Regions from separate parts of the Homo sapiens genome. Here region 1 is linked to region 2. Evidence: chromatin contacts called from ENCODE Hi-C or POLR2A ChIA-PET data. All regions are on one chromosome and are shown on one strand. The core of a region is the stretch at or near the end of the contact, and the rest is flanking DNA. Distances in the headings are between cores, read along the strand shown. Region 1 overlaps LINC02608 (long intergenic non-protein coding RNA 2608). Region 2 has its middle 85 kb from the start of MIR3122.

Region 1 (6,596 bases), core at 1,467-3,966, 93 kb after region 2:
GCACTTTGGGAGACTGAGGCAGGAGGACTGCTTGAGGACAAGACTTAGAGGCCAGCCTGGGCAACATAGCAAAATCCTGGGACAGACACGGTGGCTCAGGCCTGTAATCCCAGCACTTTGGGAGGCCGAGGCAGGTGGATCACTTCAGGTCAGAAGTTCAAGACCAGCCTGGCCAACATAGAGAAACCCTGTTTCTACTAAAAATATAAAAATTAGCTGGGCTAGGTGGTGTGCACCTGTAATCCCAGCCACTCTGGAGGCTGAGGCAGGAGAATTGCTTGAGCCTGGGAGGCGGAGGCTGCAGTGAGCCGAGATCACGCCACTGCACTCCAGCCTGGGTGACAGAACGAAATCATCTCAAAAAAAAAAAAAACAAAAAAAACCATATCTACAAAAAATACAAAAATTAGCCAGGCATGGTGGTGCATGTCTGTAGTCCAGCTACTCAGGAGGCTGAGGTGGGAGGATCGCTTGAGCCTGGGAGGTTCAGGTTGCAGTGAGCAGTGATTGTGCCACTGCACTCCAGCCTGGGTGACAGAACGAAATCATCTCAAAAAAAAAAAAAAAAAAGATTGAAAAGAGACCTCACAGACATAACCAAGTACAATCCTCCCAAAGTGCTGAGATTACAGGTGTGAGCCACCATGCCCGGGATTACAGGCGCCTGCCACCATACCCGGCTAATTTTTGTATTTTTAGTAGAGACAGGGTTTTGCCATGTTGGCCAGGCTGGTCTGGAGCTCCTGACCTCAGGTGATCTGCCTGCCTTGGCTTCCCAAAGTGCTGGGATTACAGGCATGAGCCACCGCACCTGGTTCTGAAAATGAACTTTTAAAAAGAACAATTTGGGAAACTTCAATATAGACTGTAGATAAGAAGGAATTATCAATTTTTGGCATTGTGGTGATAGAAGAAAATACCCTTTCTAAGATGCATGCTAAAGTATTTGGGAGTAAGTTGACATAACACCTATAATTTGCTTTAAAATGCTTCAGCAGGCTGGGCGCGGTGGCTCACGCCTGTAATCTCAGCATTTTGGGAGGCCGAGGCGGGTGGATCACAAGGTCAGGCAAGTTCAAGACCAGCCTGGCCAACATGGTGAAACCCCATCTCTACTAAAAATACAAAAATCAGCTGGGCATGGTGGCACATTCCTGTAATCCCAGCTACTCGGGAGGCTGAGGCAGGAGAATTGCTTGAACTGGGACCCAGGAGGCAGAGGTTGCAGTGAGCCAAGATCGTGCCACTGCACTCCAGCCTGGGGTACAGTGAGACTCTGTCTCAAAAAAAGAGAAAGAAAAAAAACTTCAGCCAAAAAGCAAAAAGGTGGGGAGGTAAAGGGAGGATAGATTAAATACGTATGGCAAACTTGATGGCTATTGAAACTGGTTGATGGGGTCATAGGGGTTTTTATGTAAGTCTGAAAATTTTTATAATAAAAGTGGTTTGTTTGTTTTTTATTTTTTTTTTAACACACTTGCACATCATCTGTAGCTTGTCTGTTTTTTAATGAATGGCGTAGACACTGATGGTGGAGTTCAGACGAGGGTGTAGTAGCAAAGACTAGAACCACTACAGAAAGATTTGCGGGGGAGATGGAAGTGTGCATTTCCTTCCTCCCTTCCTCCCTCCCTCCCTCTCTCCCTTCCTGTGTTACCATCTCCCATACCAGGTAGGGTGCGGTATTAAAACAGCATGGCAGGAGTGTGGGTATCTTTTGGGGAGGTGGGAGATTGCCTGGGGAAGTTGGTGGCCAGAATGGAGAGGAATGTGGGGAATGCCAGGCTGGGCACCCGGCTGGACCTTGTACTGAAGCCAGTGATGAGGCTTCTGTGCAAAGAGAGTGATGCAACCTGTGTTCCAGGCAGATTAATGTGGATAATGCTGGCGTGAGTCCGAGAGGTCTGGTAAGGGGCTGTTACCCAGGTCCAGGCATGAGGAAGGGATAAAAGCTTGCATTGTACAGAAGTGACAGTGACAAGAGACATTTCAGATGAATCAAGAATCAGCAGAATCTGCTGGTGACCATTTATGAAGCTAGTATGGGTGAGGCAAAGTAGTACTTGAACAATGGGATAAATGGCTGTCCTGTTTAATGGAAATAAGGAAACTGAGATGATTTGGGAGATGAGGATTAGGGGTTGATTTTGAACGTGCAAAATGGGTGGAAACAGAACAACCAAGCTGAGATATTTCAAACAACAGATTGTTCCAAACAATAGGCTATTTCAGGGGTGAGATGAGGAGACTCAGAATCAAATAGATCCACTGGGATGAAATCGTTCACCCCGGCCCCTTTCCCATATAAAACCTGATTGAAGTTTGAGGATGAAGGTCTGAAAATGAATCTGGGAAAGTGAGTGGTCTAGCCAAGATGGAACTATGGGGGAGGGTGAGGAGACAAGTTGGTGTCTCCACAGGTGCTGAAGAAACCTCGCTTTTGACATCCTGCTCTCCTGTGACTTTGCTTCCTGTTGTGATAGGAGAACCTGCCCAGTGTTCCATGGGGCATGGCTCTAGAGTCATTCTGTTTACACCGAGCTGCCTCTCGGTTGGATAACTGTGTGGCTGAAGAACGACACGGAGCATTAAGCTAGGCCCCCGAGAGTGGGGACCAGCTCTATTTCCCCTGTCCCAAGTACACAGGATATAACGTGCCCTCCCTGGAGATGTCCACAGGGTGCTGCTGACCTCCCAGGTCCCTGCCTCACAGAACAGGGGGATTCTCTTCCTGTCATGACTATTTAGTTACTGGGCTAACAAACAAGAAAAAGTCACATGGGGCAGGATTTCAAGAGCAGAGTTACTTCAGTTGCCTGTGGAAATAACACCAGGTTGTGCAAGAAGACTTTTAGGCTGAAAAAGGCATGTTAAATCTTGGTCTGATGGTCTGACCATCTGAAAAACACAGCCCGTTTTTTCTTTTTTGGAGCTGCAGATAGGACAATGATGAGACCGTACCTCTCTCATGCCCCACAAAAGACACAAAAAGAGAGAGGCCTGAGTTTTGTGATACCCGAGAAGATTTGCATTGGTTTATCTGAGTCCTCATTTTCAGCAAATGACAGCAAGAGGCCAATAAGACACAAAGGGATTTTTTTTTTCTTTTTTTGCTCAACTGCCTTCCTTCCTGCTAAAAATCTCTCAAGCTCTGCCCATCCCTCTTCTTTACCCCACCCTGTCCCTACCACAAACCCACTTCCTCCTCAAAGTCCCAGCCCTCCCACTAGCACACTCTTTCTCCCCTGCCCCTTCTGCTCCCCTCCCATGGCTGCTAGCTCAGGGGTCATGCCCAGGCAGCCTGATGCAGGCCAGGATTCTCACTTCACTCAGCAGCCCCCAACAAAGCTGGCACTGTCTAACTGGGTCACCTTGGGAGAAGGCAGGCAGGAGTGACTGGGGTTGTGTCCTGAGAGCACGGCCAACATGGCCCTGTCTTGTTGTAATCACTTTCAATATGGCTTCTTATTATCACTATTTACAATATTATGAATGTATGAAGAAGAGCTACCACCAAGTGAGTACCTACTGTCTTCCAAGCATAGTGCTCCACACATTACATGCCTTTTCTCCTTTAATCACCCCGCAAACACATGAAGTAGCAGCTATCACAATACCCTTTTTAAACATGAGGAAATAAGGTTTAGAGAGGTTAAGCAACTTGCCCAAGACCAGGTAGCACCAAGCGGCAGCACTGGGATGCAGATTCAGATGTGCCTAGTTCCCAGCCCCCTCCTCTTAACCATCTTGACATAGGCTTGAGTGGCATTTATCTTGACTTATTCCCACCTAATGAAGTAGGAAGACCATTCAAACAGGAAGCCATCTGGGGTGAGGGGAAGCTGGTCACTGGGGATCTGGGGTCAGACTGCCCAGAAACCATGGGGATCTAGAAATGGTCATCTGCAGAGTAGCCTGCTCTTTCTCAAGGGAGTTGTGGCCAAGCTCTATCTTTGCCAGGCCTCTGGGCTAATATCCTAGTTGGTTTAGTGGTAATAGGGCCAAGGTCACGAATCTGATTCCTTTGTGGGCCAGTGAACTTCCATCCACTCCAGTGTCACAGGCAGCACTCCTAACTTTGACCAACGGTTCTCAACTTCAGACCATTGGATGAGAATAAAAATGGTTTAGGCCGGGCGTGGTGGCTCATGCCTGCAATCCCAGCCTTTGGGAGGCTGAGATAGGGGGAATGCATGAGCCCAGGAGTTTGAGACCAGCCTGGGCAACATAGTGAGACTCCATCTCTGCAAAAAATACTTTTAAAAACAATTAGCTGGGGATGGTGGTGTGCACCTATAGTCCCAGCTACTCAGGAGACCGAGGTAGGAAGATCACTTGCGCCTAGGAGGTCGAGGCTGCAGTGAGCCAAGATTGTGCCACTGCACTCCAGCCTGGGTGACAGAACAAGACCCTGTCTCAAAACAACAACAACAAAAAAATGGTTTAACACAACTCTTTAATTTTTTTAAATAAATAACCCATAAAAGCATGTACTCTGCAGATGGATGGGCAAGAGTTACAACCCTTATATAAAAACTGTTTTCTATTTGCAATAGAAGAGACCTGGTATCTCAGTGAATCCCAATCCCTGAAAGGACAAGCTCCAAATTTACTCCTTCTCTCCCAAAAGGTATTACTGGGAAATGGTAGAAGTGTTCCAATCCAGTTGAGATATCACATTTTAATTGTTTTGAGCTGGTTGAGGTCACGACACACAACGTTCTCATCAGGTGTCTCTGAGACAAAAGCAAAATCTTAATGTTCAGTAACTCAGCACAGATCCAGTACAGGACACAGAACACTGTGGAAATGAATACTATGAGGAAAAGCTATACAAACTGGCCTCTTGTAGAGATGGCTGCAGACTGTAGGGATTGTGAATGATCCCAAACAGGCTCTGGGCCAATGAAGGAGGCAACCTCCACTGTGTACACAGCACTGCAGTGGGCTTGGTGGAGAGCCATGGCCGTCTGTGAACTTTGGCCTGAACTTTGGAGGAGACAGAGCACACATGCATGCATGCAAAAACAGACAGAAACATGCAACCAAAACATTGTGTACGTAATGGTGGGAGGGCAGAGAGACAAAGCGAAAAGAACCAAGTGGATTTAAACAAGAAACAAATATCTGGCTGGGCGCGGTGGCTCACGCCTGTAATCCCAGCACTTTGGGAGGCCGAGGCGGGTGGACCAACTGAAGTCGGGAGTTCGAGACCAGCCTGACCAACATGGAGAAACCCCACCTCTACTAAAAATACAAAATTAGCCAGGCGTGGTGGCACATGCCTGTAATCCCAGCTACTCAGGAGGCTGAGGCAGGAAAATCGCTTGAACTCAGGAGGCGGAGGTTGCGGTGAGCCGAGATTGTGCCATTGCAGTGCAGCCTGGGCAACAAGAGCGAAACTCCATCTCAAAAAAAGAAAGAAAAAGAAAGAAGGAAAAACAAATTTCCAAAAGAGGAAAGAGGGAGAGCATGGAGCTTGGAGCTGAAGATTCCAAGTCTAGATGGAGAGAATAATGTGAGTCTGTGTGTAGACACAGGACCGAGCTCCTAGGGTGCCAGTGGAGCTCCAGGCCTGTGCCCAGGAGAGAACTGGAGATGAGGCCAGCTCTAGTCTATGGCATTGTGCAATGCCAGTTGGTTGGGATGGTTCTACCCCCAATCTATACCAAATTAATTAATTCATCAACATTTATTGAGTGTCTACAAGTGACTGGCATTGTACAAGTCACAGAAATATAATGATGCTTAATAAATAGTTTTACCTTCAAAGAGTCTATGATCCAGTCTAGTTGGGGACAAAAAAGCAAAGAGATGATTACAGTATCCTGTGACTATGATAGAGATCTGCCTGGGGTGCTCAGAGGTAACAGAGGGGGGAGATTGAGCTCAGGACAGTGTCAAGGATGGTGGTACCTGAGTTATCTTGAAGAACACATAGAAAATAGATGGTAAAGAAGGTGGGAAAAAGGCAATCTTAGAGCTCAATCTGGGCAAAGGCATAAAAGAGAGTTCCCACCTCACTGGGAACTGTAAGCAGTGTTTAGTGACAGGGAGTGTTGAGAAATGATTTTGAAGATACAGGCAGAACCAAATTTGAATTTAAATGTCAGACCAAGGATGCAGTGGGAAGCATTGTTCAGATGAAAGGTTTTAAGCAAGGAAATACTAGTGTTAGCATTTAATCCTGAGTTGTAGTCATGGATATAGGGTGAGAAGATAGAACAGCTTTTATGGTAAATAAGTACAACACCCCTCCTCAATGTCTACCCTTTCTCCCAGCAAGCCTGCTATCTCCAACATTTCCTTTTCCTCATGCCCCTTGTACTACTCAACACATATCAAAAATGCTGGGAAAGTCAGCCTAATTCTACTTCCACTAAGGAACATCAGCAGGCCTGGTGTGGCACTTAAAACGGCCTCGAATTAACTCCAAAGTGCCCTCTAAAGTTACCCAGGAGACCGAGAAGTGATTTGTTAGGAAGATGCCATCCAAAGTCTTACAAATATCTTTTACCTGCCAGTCCAAAATCTCAGGAAAATGGTAGACTCCTGAGTCAGCATAGTCATAATTTTTTTTTTTTTTTGAGACAAGG
Region 2 (6,141 bases), core at 1,758-4,257:
AGTAGATACGAAACTGAATAGGACAGTCACCACCCTTGGGAAGCTCATGGTCTAGCGCAACAGTCAGGCACCAAAAAACAATCTCATATATGGTGGTAAATGAGAACAAAAGGCTACCAGACTGAAAGCTTTAAAAAAAAAAAAAAGAAAAGAAAAGAAAAAAAAAAAAGGCCGGGCACGGTGGCTCATGCCTGTAATCCCAGCACTTTGGGAGGCCGAGGCGGGTGGATCATGAGGTCAGGAGATCGAGACCATCCTGGCTAACACGGTGAAACCCCGTCTCTACTAAAAAATACAAAAAATTAGCAGGGTGGGGCGGTGGGCACCTGTAGTCCCAGCTACACGGGAGGCTGAGGCAGGAGAATGGCGTGAACCCGGGAGGCGGAACTTGTAGTGAGCCGAGATTGCGCCACTGCACTCCAGCCTGGGCGACAGAGCCAGACTCCGTCTCAAAAAAATGAAGTAATTAATTTTAAAAAAAAGTCTCTTTTATCCTTTCCAATAATGCTTTGTGGTAGATATTATTTCTTCCACTTCATAGACAAGAAATGTGAGGCTCAGAGAGGATAAATAGCTTGCCCAAGGTCACACAGCTGTGTGTAGATCCAGTTTACAAACTCAGGTTTCTGTTACTCAAAAGTCCACACATCTCAGCTCTGAAGCTGAAGCTGTTTTTCTCTATCGCTGGGCATGTAGTAGGTATTCAGCAAATGACTCCTTTGAAGTAGATTTAGTTCTCATGCTCCTGTACTCTCCATGCATTTCTATTATAACTCTATTCTAGTCCCAAGCACTTGGTAGAATAAATATATTTCATTCATTCCAAACAGGCCTTAAAGTAGGATAATTTTGTGTTTCTGAGTGACAGGGACTATACCCTACCAACTTTTTTTTTTTTTTTTTTTTTGAGACGAGTTTCACTGTTGTTGCCCAGGCTGGAGTGCAATGGCGCGATCTTGGCTCACTGCAACCTTTGCCTTCCAGGCTCAAGCGATTCTCCTGCCTCAGCCCCCCGAGTAGCTGGGATTACAGGCGCCGGCCACCATGCCCTCTTGTTCGTTTGTTTGTTTGTATTTTTAGTAGAGACAGGGTTTCGCCATGTTGGCCAGGCTTGTCTCGAACTCCCGACCTCAGGTGATACACCCGCCTTGACCTTCCAAAGTGCTGGGATTACAGGCGTGAGCCACCGCGCCCGGCCCCCTACCAACTTTTTACCCTAACATACAGTAAGTGTTAACACCTGTGAGTGTGAGTGTGAGTGTGTGAAGGTTAACCTGGAAGCATTGTGCTTGATGGCCTAGAAAGGGAACAAAGAAAATCTTGGCTGCAATGGTCAGGGCTATTTTATTCTTCCCAGTACTAGTAGTGCCTGGCACATTAGAAGTGCTCACACACATTGGCTGAATAAATGAAGAATCCTGCATTCATTCACCCTAGTTCTAGCTGTAACAATAGAATCCTATTCACTCTGGGTAGTTCTAGAGCCAGTTAGAGATATTGTATTGCATTCTGGAGACCCTCCAAGTCCAAGGAATTTCACCGTGTCTACAGAATACCCCTGTCTCCAAAGAAACTACATTTCAGTTCCAAGTAGTTGTACCACAGTCATAAACACAACCACAAAGGAGAAATGGAAACAAACCACCAAAACACTGTGACTGGGAGGCCCAACTCCTCTCAACCACTGAAGAGCAGTTTCTAAACAAACACAAAGGGAATTGTACCTGCTCTGGGTCCTGCCAAAAGAATAGAAAGCAAACCCAAGAAAGTCAGACTGGCACCAAGTGAGAACCCAACAGGGCCAAATAGGAAGCTCACTGGGGGAGGAGAGATGCCAGGATTAGTGGTGGTAGGAGGTTGACCTAATTCCACTGTGTTCAAGGGATATTACTGCCTGGTCCAATGAGTCATACAGCTCAGGCATGTCATATCATTTTAACCACAGATAATAAGAATAACAACCTCCTTTTATTGAGTGATTACTAAGTACCGGCCCTATGCTAAGCACTCTTTACACATTAGCTCACTTTTGCTAAGACTGGGCAGGGAGGTAATCAAGTCGCAGGAGTCATCCAGGTAGGCAAAAGAAATATGAAGGCAAGCGCACCACCAAGGCTGAGGACAGGAAATTTGGATGTTGACAGACAAGTGTCTGCCCCACCTCTAATTCGTTAAGCTGATGATTCCCAAACACACATCGGAGTAAACTGGGAAAGTTTTCAAAAGACAGCTTTCTGAGTCCCCCTCAGACTCACTGAATCAGAATTTCTAAGGACAAGGCCCAGAAATCCATATTTTTATCTATATTTTTAAAATCTATATTTAAAAATCCCAATTTAAAAAAAAAACCACCCTGAATTCACACTTGTGAATATCCCACATACACGTGGGCCCTTAAAGAAAGTGCAGATGCTAAAATAACCCAGGACCCTACATTGGCTTATTCCCAAACTGCTTTCATTTAGTCCCAGCTCTACTGGGTCTCAAATCCATGGCTCTAAAACCCTAGACATTCTTTGGGCCTGTGGACAGGTGTTTCTCAGGCTTTGCATCTGAGTTAGTCCCCAAATCCTTAGGATTAACTTGACTCCTGGGCATTTTGTGCCACTATAGGTGGTTACGTCCTCCCACCCCAGACATTTGCATCTAAACAAGCAGTGCCAGAGCCCTGTTAGTGAGGATGAGTAGGGGACACTTGGACCCAGGATACCAGCAATGAGACCATCATACAGAAGGATGAGTGTCCTGCAAGACCTGGCCCAACTAAAAGCCTCATAGCTATTGCCTGTTAGGGGAGGAATGAGTCTCTTAGCAGTCCCTGAGCACACATTGAAAAAGGATGCAAGTGAGGCGGCGAATGAGGGGTCTGAGCTTGAAGGTAGCCCTAGGACCTCCTCAACAGGCTCCCAGGTTCTGAATCCTGTTCACGAATCTTCCTTCTCCTGCATCAAGAACCATCTCCACCAACCCCCATCTCTGGTCTTTACCACAGGAAAACACCTCTGCTCAATCCTGGCAACCATCCACCACCCACAGACAAAAATAGACCAGCTGGCCTCTGCAAGCACGTTGCTTTCACTGATGAGAAACAAACACCCATTTAGTTTACTTTCTCTTCAAAAGTCCAGGAAGCCTCTTGACAGAAGATACTGGGAAGTTTTAGTGAAGGCCAAGGGCTTAAGTTTTGAAACCTAAACCATTTGACAGGCCCCGTGAAGGTGAAACTTATGGTCACATTGAAGCTCTTGCACTTTGAGTCTCATTTGCTAAATGTAGTAAGGCATTCATCGGGGTCTCTGAGACGCAGAAAAAAATGTAACGACAGTGAGGCATATGTGTGCTTCACGCAAGAAAGAACTTTTTTTTTTTTTTTTTTTTGAGACAGAGTTGCCCTCTTTTACCCAGGCTGGAGTGCAGTGGCACAATCTCAGCTCACTGCAACCTCATCCTTCCAGGTTCAAGCAATTCTCCTGCCTCAGCCTCCCAAGTAGCTGGGATTACAGGCGTGCTCCACGACACCCAGCTAATTTTTGTATTTTTTACAGGGTTTCACCATGTTGGCCAGGCTGGTCTTGAACTCCTAGCCTTGGGTGATTCACCCGCCTCAGCCTCCCAAAGTGCTGGGATTACAGGCATGAGCCACTATGCCCGACATGAAAGAACTTTCTAATGGAGTTGACCATCAGGAGAAGAGTCTGCCTGGGAGATGTGAGATCATTTCCATTGGATGTGACTCTAATTATCTATCAGCCATGCCATAGGTGTGAGGTTGGACCAAGAGAACCTTTAAGATATCTTCCAAGCTCTAACTCTACGACTCTGTAATCATTATCACCATAAACTGGGCACCTTTTCCACAAGGGGCTTGTGTAAAATGTGGAACAATCAACTTGGAAAAGGCCTATTCAAGAATCAGAACTTCTTGTGTTCTGAGGGATATTCCTACAAATCTCCGAGGACATAATAACTTACCAATATATAGTCTAGGAATATTTCTGAATGTTTCAGTCACTGAGAGTCCAGGAAGCCTCTCTTCTGGACAGTGTCTGCTAATTAGCTCCCTTGTTGAAATAGTCTGTATCCACCACCAAACACCCTGAGAGTGCTATCCTTTCCTGATGGATACATTATAGTTTATTTCTGAAATAGTTTATCTCTCAAATCTCTCTCTAACTCACACCTCTCCCCTGCTTAGATTGTTCCAATCAGTTGGACATTTTATTTGTATTTCAAACTACCTACACTTGAATATCTGTTAGACATTTTAAACTGAAAATACCCCAAACTCGTCTTCTGCCACCAAACTTGCTCCTCCCACCAAACTTGCTCCTCCCACAGTCTTGCCTGTTTCAATTAATGGCAACTCTATCCTTTCAATATGCTGGGACAAAAACCTTGGAGTCATTTGCGACTTATTTTACACCTTATAGCCAGTCTTTCAGAAAAACCTGTTGTTCCTACTTTCAAAATATATTCAGATTATGACCACTTCTCATCACCTGCACTGCTGCCACCTGGTCTAAGGCCATGGTTCTCTCTCACCGAGATTACCACAGTAACGTTTTCAACTCATCTCTCTGCTTCCATCTTTCAGTCTTTCTCAGCACAGGATCCAGAGTAGGGTGATGGAAATGTACTATATGGCTATTGTGGTGGTGGTTACATGACTCCATACATTTGTGAAAACTCATCAAATGGTACTCTTAAAATTGACAAATTTTATTATATACAAATTATATTGCAAGGCCAGCCATGGTAGCTCATGCCTATAATCCCAGCACTTTGGAAAGCCAAGGTGGAAAGATCGCTTGAGCCCAGGAGTCTGAGGCCAGCCTGGGCAATATAGTAAGACCCTGTCTCTACAAAAAATAAAAAAATAAAAAATTAGCCAGACGTGGTGGTGTGTGCCTATAGTCCCAGCTACTTAGGGGGCTGAGGTGGGAGAATTGCTTGAGCCTAGGAGGTCAAGGCTGCAGTGAGATATGATTGTGCCACTGCACTCCAGCCTGGGCAACAGAGCAAGACCCTGTCTCAAAAAAATTGTATTGCAATAAAGATTAAAAATGCAAATTAGATTATGTCATTTATTGGATCAAAACCATAAAAAATGGATTCCCATTTCATTCAGAGTATAATCCAGAGTTCTTACAATGGCCTTCAAGGTCCTGTTTAATCTATTACCCCATTAGCTGTCTGACCTCACCTCCTTTTCGCTCACTTAGCTCTACCACACTGGCCTACTCATTGTTCTTCTGTCATACCAGGAACACACCCACCTCAGGATCTTGTATGTGTTTACCTGTCTAGAACACTCTTGTTCTAGTTATTATCTGCATCCTTGATCCTTCTTCTTACAGTATTTTTTAAATTGTCACCTTCATAGCGAGGCTTTCCTAGACCATCCTATTTATCCACTCTGCCTTTTAATTATAGTGTTAAGACCATTTATATTTAATGTAATTATTGACACAGTTGATGTCCACTATCGTGCTATTTATTTTCAATTTAGCCTATCTGTTCTCTGTTCCTCTTGCCTCTTTTCCTGCTTTCTTTTGTATAAAGCAAGAAGAAAATGTTCAGGGTTTCATTTTATCTCCTCTATTGACTCTTGAGCTAGTTCACGTGGTTTTTGTTTGTTTGTTTTAGTGGTTGCTTTGGAAGTTATAATATGCATCCATCACTTACCACAGGCATATCTTGAAGTAAGATTATACCACTTCATGTATAAGGTAAGAAACATAAAACAACATACTTATATTTATTCCCCTTCTGGTCTTTTTTCTATTGCTATAATGCCTTTTATTATTTCTACATATATTATAAACTCCACAAATTATTGTTAACTTTTGGTTAAAATTCAATTGTATAGACTCACGGATTCCTATTTTATTCAGTGATACGATCTATTACTGTTATTATTATTATTTTTTTAGTCTTCAAATCATCCCAGATTGAGCCATTGGGAATCCCTTTAAGTTACTTCTTGTGTCTTTTTGATATGTCCCCCATCATTCTTTGAGGACTTTGTTACTTCTGGTAGCAGGTTCCATGCTCATTTTATACTTCTCTGCCCTTCCCCTGAAATCAGCCATTTCTCCAAGGAGACTTGATTCTTTTTGTGAAAAGTGATATTCACAAAGC

Evidence for each region. A loop is a pair of places that touch in the nucleus more often than their neighbours do. ChIA-PET counts read pairs that join two places held with the same protein, here RNA polymerase II (POLR2A). Pooled maps may share reads with other maps.
Region 1: a map of natural killer cell shows a loop between it and region 2 (1.9-fold over the local background). The contact joins two enhancer-like sites. A Hi-C loop is called at or near these places in 9 of 168 maps with a recorded cell type or tissue (MCF 10A, endothelial cell of umbilical vein, gastrocnemius medialis and 5 more) and 11 of 50 pooled maps. POLR2A ChIA-PET finds 5 or more read pairs at or near these places in 7 of 52 experiments (H1, MCF 10A, T-cell and 4 more).

The regions. Positions count from the first base shown.
Region 1 is chr1:212,253,340-212,259,935 of GRCh38, forward strand. The region is part of intron 1 of LINC02608 (long intergenic non-protein coding RNA 2608); the gene reads right to left. Among named protein-coding and RNA genes, the nearest start is that of LINC02608, 28 kb to the right of the region's middle. RefSeq lists enhancers at 2,838-3,339, 2,953-3,132, 6,160-6,329. Within about 2 kb of position 2,717, at least 9 of the 41 ENCODE cell types and tissues checked have a DNase peak (open chromatin) inside an H3K27ac peak, as active enhancers do.
Region 2 is chr1:212,159,729-212,165,869 of GRCh38, forward strand. No RefSeq gene overlaps it. Among named protein-coding and RNA genes, the nearest start is that of MIR3122, 85 kb to the left of the region's middle. RefSeq lists an enhancer at 1,505-1,614. Within about 2 kb of position 3,008, at least 7 of the 41 ENCODE cell types and tissues checked have a DNase peak (open chromatin) inside an H3K27ac peak, as active enhancers do.